Linked DNA regions of Homo sapiens: region 1 is linked to region 2. The links are chromatin contacts, found by Hi-C in ENCODE. All regions are on one chromosome and are shown on one strand. The core of a region is the stretch at or near the end of the contact, and the rest is flanking DNA. Distances in the headings are between cores, read along the strand shown. Region 1 overlaps RGS2-AS1 (RSG2 antisense RNA 1). Region 2 holds the start of RGS1 (regulator of G protein signaling 1).

Evidence for each region. A loop is a pair of places that touch in the nucleus more often than their neighbours do. Pooled maps may share reads with other maps.
Region 1: a pooled map shows a loop between it and region 2 (6-fold over the local background). The contact joins the enhancer-like site here to the promoter of RGS1 in region 2. A Hi-C loop is called at or near these places in 4 of 50 pooled maps.

The regions. Positions count from the first base shown.
Region 1 is chr1:192,934,793-192,939,296 of GRCh38, reverse strand. RGS2-AS1 (RSG2 antisense RNA 1) reads left to right here. Exons shown (of 3, transcript NR_126003.1): 2 at 1,877-1,996; 3 at 3,394-3,553. Among named protein-coding and RNA genes, the nearest start is that of RGS2-AS1, 11 kb to the left of the region's middle. Within about 2 kb of position 2,461, at least 2 of the 41 ENCODE cell types and tissues checked have a DNase peak (open chromatin) inside an H3K27ac peak, as active enhancers do.
Region 2 is chr1:192,573,139-192,577,174 of GRCh38, reverse strand. It overlaps RGS1 (regulator of G protein signaling 1), which reads right to left and starts at 1,402. Exons shown (of 5, transcript NM_002922.4): 1 at 1,246-1,402; 2 at 810-890; 3 at 340-401. The coding sequence starts at 1,382. All of the region lies in intron 3 of LOC105371664 (a long non-coding RNA gene), which reads left to right. RefSeq lists an enhancer at 1,478-1,557.

The DNA.
Region 1 (4,504 bases), core at 1,212-3,711, 360 kb before region 2:
CAACACAATCTACTGAGAGAGGTTCTTTAGCATTTAAAAAATATGAGAATAAAGATTTATTTGGCAAAAATTTTCTTATTATTAAAAAAATTTTAGATAATTTTTTACAGCCCTCTGTGCAGAAGACACGTATCTCATAAAGGAAAGACATTTATATATACACACGCCTTGCATTTTAAGCCTCAAATGATTCTTCTAAAAATACAAAGTATAAACTAGGTATTTGGCACGAAAAATTTAAAAGAAGAATGTACAATGTCTCTTTTTTTAAAATAAAATATTTATTTCAACTTTGCAGGAAACTAATGCTTTATTTGTTATTAAATTCAGTTCCTTTTTCACCTCCACATTTTCTCCTAGACCACTGGAATTTCCTCTAACTCTTTGATTGCTCGCTTGTTTTTATGTGTTTTGCCCTGCTTATTTTCCTTTTTCTGGCTAGTTTCAGCGTCTAGTGAAACTACACAACTGTAGTCCAGTAGTTCCCTGAACTTCAGCTTTAATGAACAAGAAAGTAAAAATACATTAGGGGACACCAACATGGGATTGCCAATTTCCTTTTTGTTTTGCTAATGAGAGACATTAAAAATAAATTTCAAAATACTGAATAAAGACTCAGAAGAGTGGGAGGGTGAGAGGGGGTGAGAGATGAGTAGATGGTGAGAGGAGGGAACCATGTACACTATTCAGGTGATGGTTATACTAAAAGCCCACTACACAGTCTATCCATGTAACAAAACTGTGCTCGTGCTCCTTAAATGTACACACATTAAAATAAAATACAGAATAGATTTAGTTTTATACAAAATTCCCTACATTGTTCTTATGTCTGTTATTTCCCCCTGGTCTGGTGAGAAATGTGTTATTGGCTGATCCCAGTCCGGAGCCCCACTTTGGATGTGCTGCTCTACTCCAAGAGAATTAGTCTAAAGGATCTAAAGCTTCAGGTTAAGAACAAAGAGTTAGTTCCCTATATCCTTTGTTCTATGATTACAAAAATTTACATAAAAACACTTTTAAAATTATGTGTTCTTTTTTGTTAAAGGAAATATAATCTTCAGTGACTCTTCATGATGTTGAAGGTGAAATCTCATTTGGAGATGATTACTTTTTCTTTTCTTTTTCTTTCTGTCTTTTTTTTTTTTTTTTTTGAGATGGGGTCTTACTCTGTTGCCTAGGCTGGAGTGCAGTGGTGTGATCACGGCTCACTGCAGCTTTGACCTCCCAGGCTAAAGTGATCCTCCTGCCTCAGCCTCCTGAGTAGCTAGGGCTACAGGTGTGTGCCACTACACTCAGCTAATTTAAAAAAAATTTTTTTTGTAGAGACAGAGGTGTCACTATGTTGCCCAGGTTAGTCTTGAACTCATTGACTCAAGCAATCCTCTTGCCTTGGCTTCCCAAAGTGCTGGGATTAACAAGAGTGAGCCACCATGCCCGGCTGGCTTACATTTTCATTATCTGGGCCCCATTTGCTGTTACAGCCTTTTGCTACCACTTACACTCCCTTCCATATGTGGGTCTCCATACACCCCTGTCTGAGGTCCAGTCCTACTGAATTGCCAGGCTCCTTTATGCTTTAACATGTGCTGTTTATTTTCTGAGGACTTTTCATTTAAAACCCAATTTAAAGACCAACTCCTTGAGGGAGCCTACCTGGGTACCTCCAGGTAGAGGCAGTGACTTCTTCCTCTGTGTTTTTCTAAAAGAGCTCCTTAAAGATAGAAACTATGTTCTTTGAGATTTTTGTTATGCAAATGTGCATTGCTCTAAAGTTAAAATGTATTAGGCAAAACTTACCCTAAATTTTGAAATTTTAATCTTTCTTTTAACATGATTAAAATCTTAGGCAAGACTCCTTTTGTACTGGCTTGTGTAGGCAAAAGAAAGCAGTATAGAGATTTATTCTCCCACTGGCATGAAAGCTGTGATTCTGACCACCTTCTACATCACTGTCTACCACCCCTACACCAGCTCTTAGAAGACAGAGTAACTACAGGCAAGTGTTTTGTTTGTTTAAGATAGCACACTACACGCTCAATATATCTATGTATATACATGAATAATGAAAAAAAATATCTGGATAGATACATACACACAGTCTCTACTCACACATACACACAGAAAAGTGAACAATGCTTATGGATATATATTTTCCTTTATTGTGAACAACTTTCCATGCCAATAAATGTACTTTTATTTCATTATTTTTCTGCTAGCTGCCTGGATGGCTATATTTTATTTAGATTTTTAATTCTTTGGAACAGTGTTCTAGAATAAATATTTGTCAAATGAAGGACAAAACATCTCCTCAGTGCTTTCATCTAAGCCTGATTTGAGACTCTAATGAGTCCAGAAGTGACCTTAACTGCAACCTCCAATAGGAAAACAGGAAGGAAAATGATAGAGAAGTGGTGGCAATGGAGTGACTCATTCTGTTTTTGTGTTTTTCCCCTCCTATCATAAAGTAAAAAACAGTAGCTGAAAAAAAGATGTGGTTTCACAAAACATCATCATCATTTCCTTACTAAAATGACAATGTAGCAACATATGATTATGAAAATTGACTTGGGTGCCCAGATTATATGCCCTTGACGCAGGATGCAACAGTTACTTTACCCAAAACATTACCTTTACTGAGGTATTAAGAATTCTGACATCATGTTCTGAAATAAAGTAATTGACAAAACAATAAATTGATTTGAGATTTGAATTGATTTGAGAAACTCTTTAAATATATGGATTGCATTATATGACTGGCAAGAGACATGCAATTGGGAAGGACCTACCCTCAGAGTGCCTAAGATTGGTGCCTAATGATGTTATGAGGCTCACCTGCCCAACACTAGGAAGGAAGAGAAGAACTTACAAACTTCTCTAAAAATCTTGACCTTGAACTATGGCCTCTCTCTGCTCCTGTCCTCCTTATGGACCTGACCACCTAGTGATTTGAGTAGGATGTGAAGGTGCCATGGCCCAAACCCCAAACCATCATCTATTGAATAAGGTCTGTTGTTGCCTAGAGGAACTCCCAACCACCATCTTCCCAGCCTTTGTAAAGGAGCCATTGTTCTAAATAGGGAGAGAAGCCCTTTACTTTACCTTTTCCTCCAACAGGCTTCAGGGAATAGCTGTGGTTCCTTAACGTTGTGAGTTGCCTAGTCAAGAGCCAGTCTCCCTTTTTCTTTGTTAGCGAAGCCCTGACTTCTCTTCCTGTGCCTCGAAGGTAAAACACTGCTCAGTTTTGGTAATACTTTTGTCTTATCAGAGACTGGTGTAAGGATGAGTATGTGATCTAGGTCTAGCTGATAAGAACTCAGCTGGAGAGCTTCTGGAAAAAATCTCTTCATTATTAAAAGGAGATGCAGGGATGAAACAGTCTCTTTTCTTACATAGGATGCTGTGGTACCTGGAGTGATGCCAGACTGCAGAGGCCACCTGGTGACATGAGGAGAGATTCAACTTAACATGGTGAGGATGGCAGAGTAGAGCTAAAGTGGAAAAAGCATTTCCCTGATGAATTTAAGAAGCTACTGAATAAATATGTCTGGAAGTACCTAACTCTGGACTAAGTGGCTTTATTTGGTTAAATTGAGATTCTACTTCTTGTAGCCAGAAGCAAACTTATTGTTTAATTCTCAATATTAAGAAGTCCTAATGATTCCTTCTGTTGCTTCTACCAAATCTGGTTTTAGAACTCCTGGGACACACATATTCTTTATCATATAGGAATCTTTACTAACACTATTCCATCTATGGAAAATAACTGTTTATTGCACTGCTATTTAATGAAAATATATTGATCCTTTTAATCTAGTCTAAATCCTATTACCTGAGATAGCCTTCCAACATTCCACCAGGCAAAATGACTTCCTTTAGTCTATGTATTGCACTTGGTTTGGATCAGCCTTTCTGCAGTTATCCTTTTTTGCTTTAATCTATATGTATACATTACTGAATCTCTTCAAGTAGATATAAACCTTCTTTAACACAGAAATGAAATAATTTTTTTCCAAATGATTTAAGGAATCATGCATCTTTTTTTCCCATCAAGATCTCTCCTACAGCCCTGGTACAGTACCTCTTAGCAGGCGCTCCTTACGATTTACCCAATTGGTCATGTGTGAAATGAAAAGGTTGAATTAAATGATATTGACAATCTCTTCTGACTATAAGATACAGTGATGATGTCTACACTGAAGTGAAACCATACTTCTCACAGATATATAGAAGTTTGAGAGTTAAACATGAAAAAAAGGAAAACTCTAAGCGTGGATGGTGGTGAAATACAAATATCTTGTATTTTTTAAAATATCACTGTTTTTAATACTACTAATTTTGAACATCTTTACTCATGATATTTACTTTTTGGTGATTATCCAGGATAGCTCTTTGAAAATGCAGAAAGTCCTGTTGTTTAGGAAGAATGTACTAGAAATAGAGTCTCATAATACGTGGCCAATCATAAATATTTTACAGGCCTGCCAATATTTTGGGATTTATTGTA
Region 2 (4,036 bases), core at 153-2,652:
TTAGGCAGATTTCAAAATGGCAATGTACATATTAAAATATTTGGCTTACTTTTAAAATTTTTACATATCAGAATCCCAGCACAATGTTTAATTTTATCTCCATAATGATCTATGAAAATACCTAATTGTCTTGGCAAATTTGTCTAAAAGGAGTTGGCAGAATTGAGTGCTAAGTCAGCATTATTAAGAGGCATACTATGCTGAAGTTATCAGTAACTACAGACAAACTAGAATACAACCTTTTGCATACTATCCTACCCAGAATACTATATTTAGTGAAGCCATTCAATTTTTTAGAGTATTTAGCTGAACCCAGAAACATTCAATAGTTATACTTACTTTGGTTGGCAAGAAGTTTTTCCAGAGATTGAGACCATTGCATTACTTCAGCAGCAGAAAGTCTGCAGGGGACAAAATGTACATACATTAGTCAATTTTTAAAATGTAAGCACAAATGAAATAAGAATGGCTGTTACACTTTGATAACTTCACAAACTGAAACTGTAGTTCTAATAAATATGTTAAAATTTATTCACAAAATGCAAAACTTCCCTTAGAGTTACTATAGTTATGAAAAAAAAAACCTGCCAATAAAATTTGAAAAAATCCAAATAGATAAAGTCCAATATGTGTGTGTACACATTTGTATTCAATTTACATTGGTACTGATAGTCTAATTTTATTTGGCATGTTACTTAAAAGAAATGAAGTCTACTGTGCGCAGTATTTATCCCTTGCTGGGATATAGAGATAATGCATAGGCTTCTCTTGTAAATGATAATGATAGTTTAGTGTATTAGTGTACTTACACATCCTTGGACTTGGAAGATTTCATTCCAGATTCCAGATGTGGGATCATAGATCTCAGGTATGCTTTCATATCCATTCCACTACAAAAGACATAAAAGTGAATATTCATATTTCTTCAGAATTCATTTTATTTGTAAAAAGACATAGAATAAATTTCTCTAAGGAATAAGGCAATACTAAAAATGGTTGATACAACATTTTGCTATAGAACCCATTTTTATGAGCCTGTGTAGAGAAAAACTCCTACCCAATTTAATGCCATATCAAGATTTATTTTTTAATGCAGCTGAATATTACTTATTACTCACAACAGGCAATTAACTCCTCTGATCTGGCTAAACTAAATGCTCACACTCTCTTCCATTCATTCTCAATCCTTCTGCCATTAAAGATAACTTGTTAAAATTCACAAAGTGAGACTCTGAACAAACTTACAAAGTCTTTGGCCTCCTTTTTTGCATTTTGTCGTCTAGAAGTGAATGAGTGGTTCCTTTCAATTCCTTTGGGTTAGCAGAGAAGAACATTCCTGGCATTTTGTCTAACTTTGGAGTGGAGATGGCTGCTGCGCGCATGGTGCTCTTAGCAAATATGCGCTAGTCAACGTCTCTGCTGCTTTATATAGTAGAATGCAGACAGGCACTTGCTGTTTAAAGGAGTCTGTTTATCAAGTGATGTTACCACAGACACTGGAAGTTCCCCTTTTCTTGGTGTGCTGTGACGTGTATCTTGAAAAAAAAAAAGCATACAGTGGTGTCTTGTGGTTGAAACTTAACCAAACGAGAACAGGTCACTTGATTAGAAAGAAAGAAAATTAAACATACAGAGGTACACACACATATGTCACATGTCTAAAGCATTAACAGCATCAGTCTTTGGTTCTGGAGGATGTTTGTTTATTTTAAAAAAGTTGCATGTTTCAATAAACTGTTTCATTTGGCGTATTAATTTATCATATAGAAACTCACATAGAAATTCATCACATAGAGTTGTATCTTACTCCATGCTTTGGATAGTCCTTGACTATAAAATTCATCTGATCAAAATATTTTAAGAGTTCTCTTCTTTTCTGCAGGAAGCAGGGCAAAGTAAACAAATAATTTTTGTTTAATTATTTTGCACATATCTGATAGGAGGGAAAGTTATAAGAGGCTATCTTCACATTTTCCCACTCCAATTCTCATCCCTTATTTCCATGGCAGGAAATTTCCATGTTAATATTTTCCAAGGTGTGTGCTAGACATCGACTGGCAATACATAGGATGATTTTAAGGGGTGCATGGTTTTTAATATTATTTTCATATTTATTAAGAATATAACTAGTATATCAAACTTTGATTTTTGCATATTTTGCATATTAGGAAAAAATAAAGTTTAATTAAAACCAATCATAAATAAATAAATGTTTAATTGTATACAAATATGACATAATTTGTAAACATACTGATACCAAGGTCACAGTATCAGAGGAAAAACTGCTCAAGGTAAAATAAAAGTCTATTTGGATAGACCAATAATGTGTACTTCTTAGGTAATGATCTTTCACATTTTGGCAGTATCTCTGGAGAGATAACAGTTTTAGCTTTAATTGAGATTAAAGTTTAAAACACAAACAAAACTCAAGGAACTAGATGACTAATCATTTATAAGGATAGAGAAGTTAGTAAAATATAAGCTTTCAAAAGTTTATATAACAAGTGTGGCTTATTTATAGAGTACCCAGTTTAACTTAAGCCTCCTTGGATTTTACCCCTGGAAGGACAATACTTTCCTTTAAAAGGACAAAAAAGCATTTACTTAGTGAAGCTTCTGATGGTATTAGGTAAAGCTGATAAAAGGGAGGGGAGTATTAATTTTTCTGTTCTGGTTCTATCGTCAGGATAAAGAATATTTGAAGAAAACACATTTACAATATTATAAAATTCACTTATACACAGTCATTAATTTCATTATAATGAGCTCATTATATTGTATGTAACAAGCATCATTTTATGTTGGGAAGATAACATAAGGCATTAAGAAAGATAACTGGTGAGATGAGCTGGCCACTTTGGAAGTGACCCTAATGAGACCGATGAAACTCAAAGACAGATGACATAAAGGCATTTGGTTGTATACTTCCTGTGGTTCAGTCCATACTTAATTTCCTGTTAAAATCTTCAACATTGCTCATGTTTGTTGATCTAGTATCCTCTCACTCCTCTAAATAATTGTGAGTAAGTTATGTTAGAGTAAAATGATTTAAAAATTATTTTTAACAGCCCACTAGTATTATCATCCAAATATACTGACAGTTTCCAAAGAACAAGAGCAGCAGCAAAAATTATGGGGCCAAGTAAGTTTGGGAAATGTTGGACTCCTAACTTGTTAAAGAACTAAACCCTCTTTAGATAGGGAAAATAGTTTTTTGAAATAATGTGTTTTTTTGACACTATGTTAAGAAACTCTGGTCTGAGATCAAAATAAGTTTTTGCCTGTAGTGTATTTAGGAACTGCTCTGATGCTCCCAACATTTTGCTACCCCTATCCCAATATACATTTTGAAGCGCAAGCATTTACAACTGCATGCTTCCACACTTGAATAGAAATATAAACTCTTGAAAGAGGGAGTCCTTTCAAAATTCCTGTATCACAATTGGCTGATGAGGTCACCTTAGTCATGCAATAAAGCAGCTGCTCTCTCAGAGGCTGTTTGCTCATCCACCCAAAGTCTGTGTGTTCCAGAACAAGGCAAATTTGGTCAAGTTGTATCAGCAAGTGTGACAAGTGCATGGCAGGGCATTGAAAGTTCCCTATTAATTTTAAAGAGAGTGCCACTATCTGGCCCCTCTTTGTAAACTTCACTAAGAAAAGATAAACTGTCAAATTGTAACTTTATTGAATCAATGACTTTGGTTGAAATAGTAGAGGATTTCAAAAACGTCAGTAGAAGAAACAGTGGGTCTCACGATCTGGGTTTCAGTTTTCCCTCTTTGAAACTGTGCTAAAACATCTAGGTTTGAGTTTCTAGGAAAAGGAATACTTCATGTAGTCTTAGTGTTATCTTTTTTTTTAAAGAAAAATTAATGGACTTCATTTTTAGGGAAGTTTTAGGTTTACAGTAAAATTGAGTGGAAAGTACAGAGTTCCCACAACTCCCCACCTTTCACCTTGCCTCCAGCTCCACCTCCAGCACCATACCTCGTTAGTGTGAAATATTTGTTATAATTGATGAACCTACAGTGACACA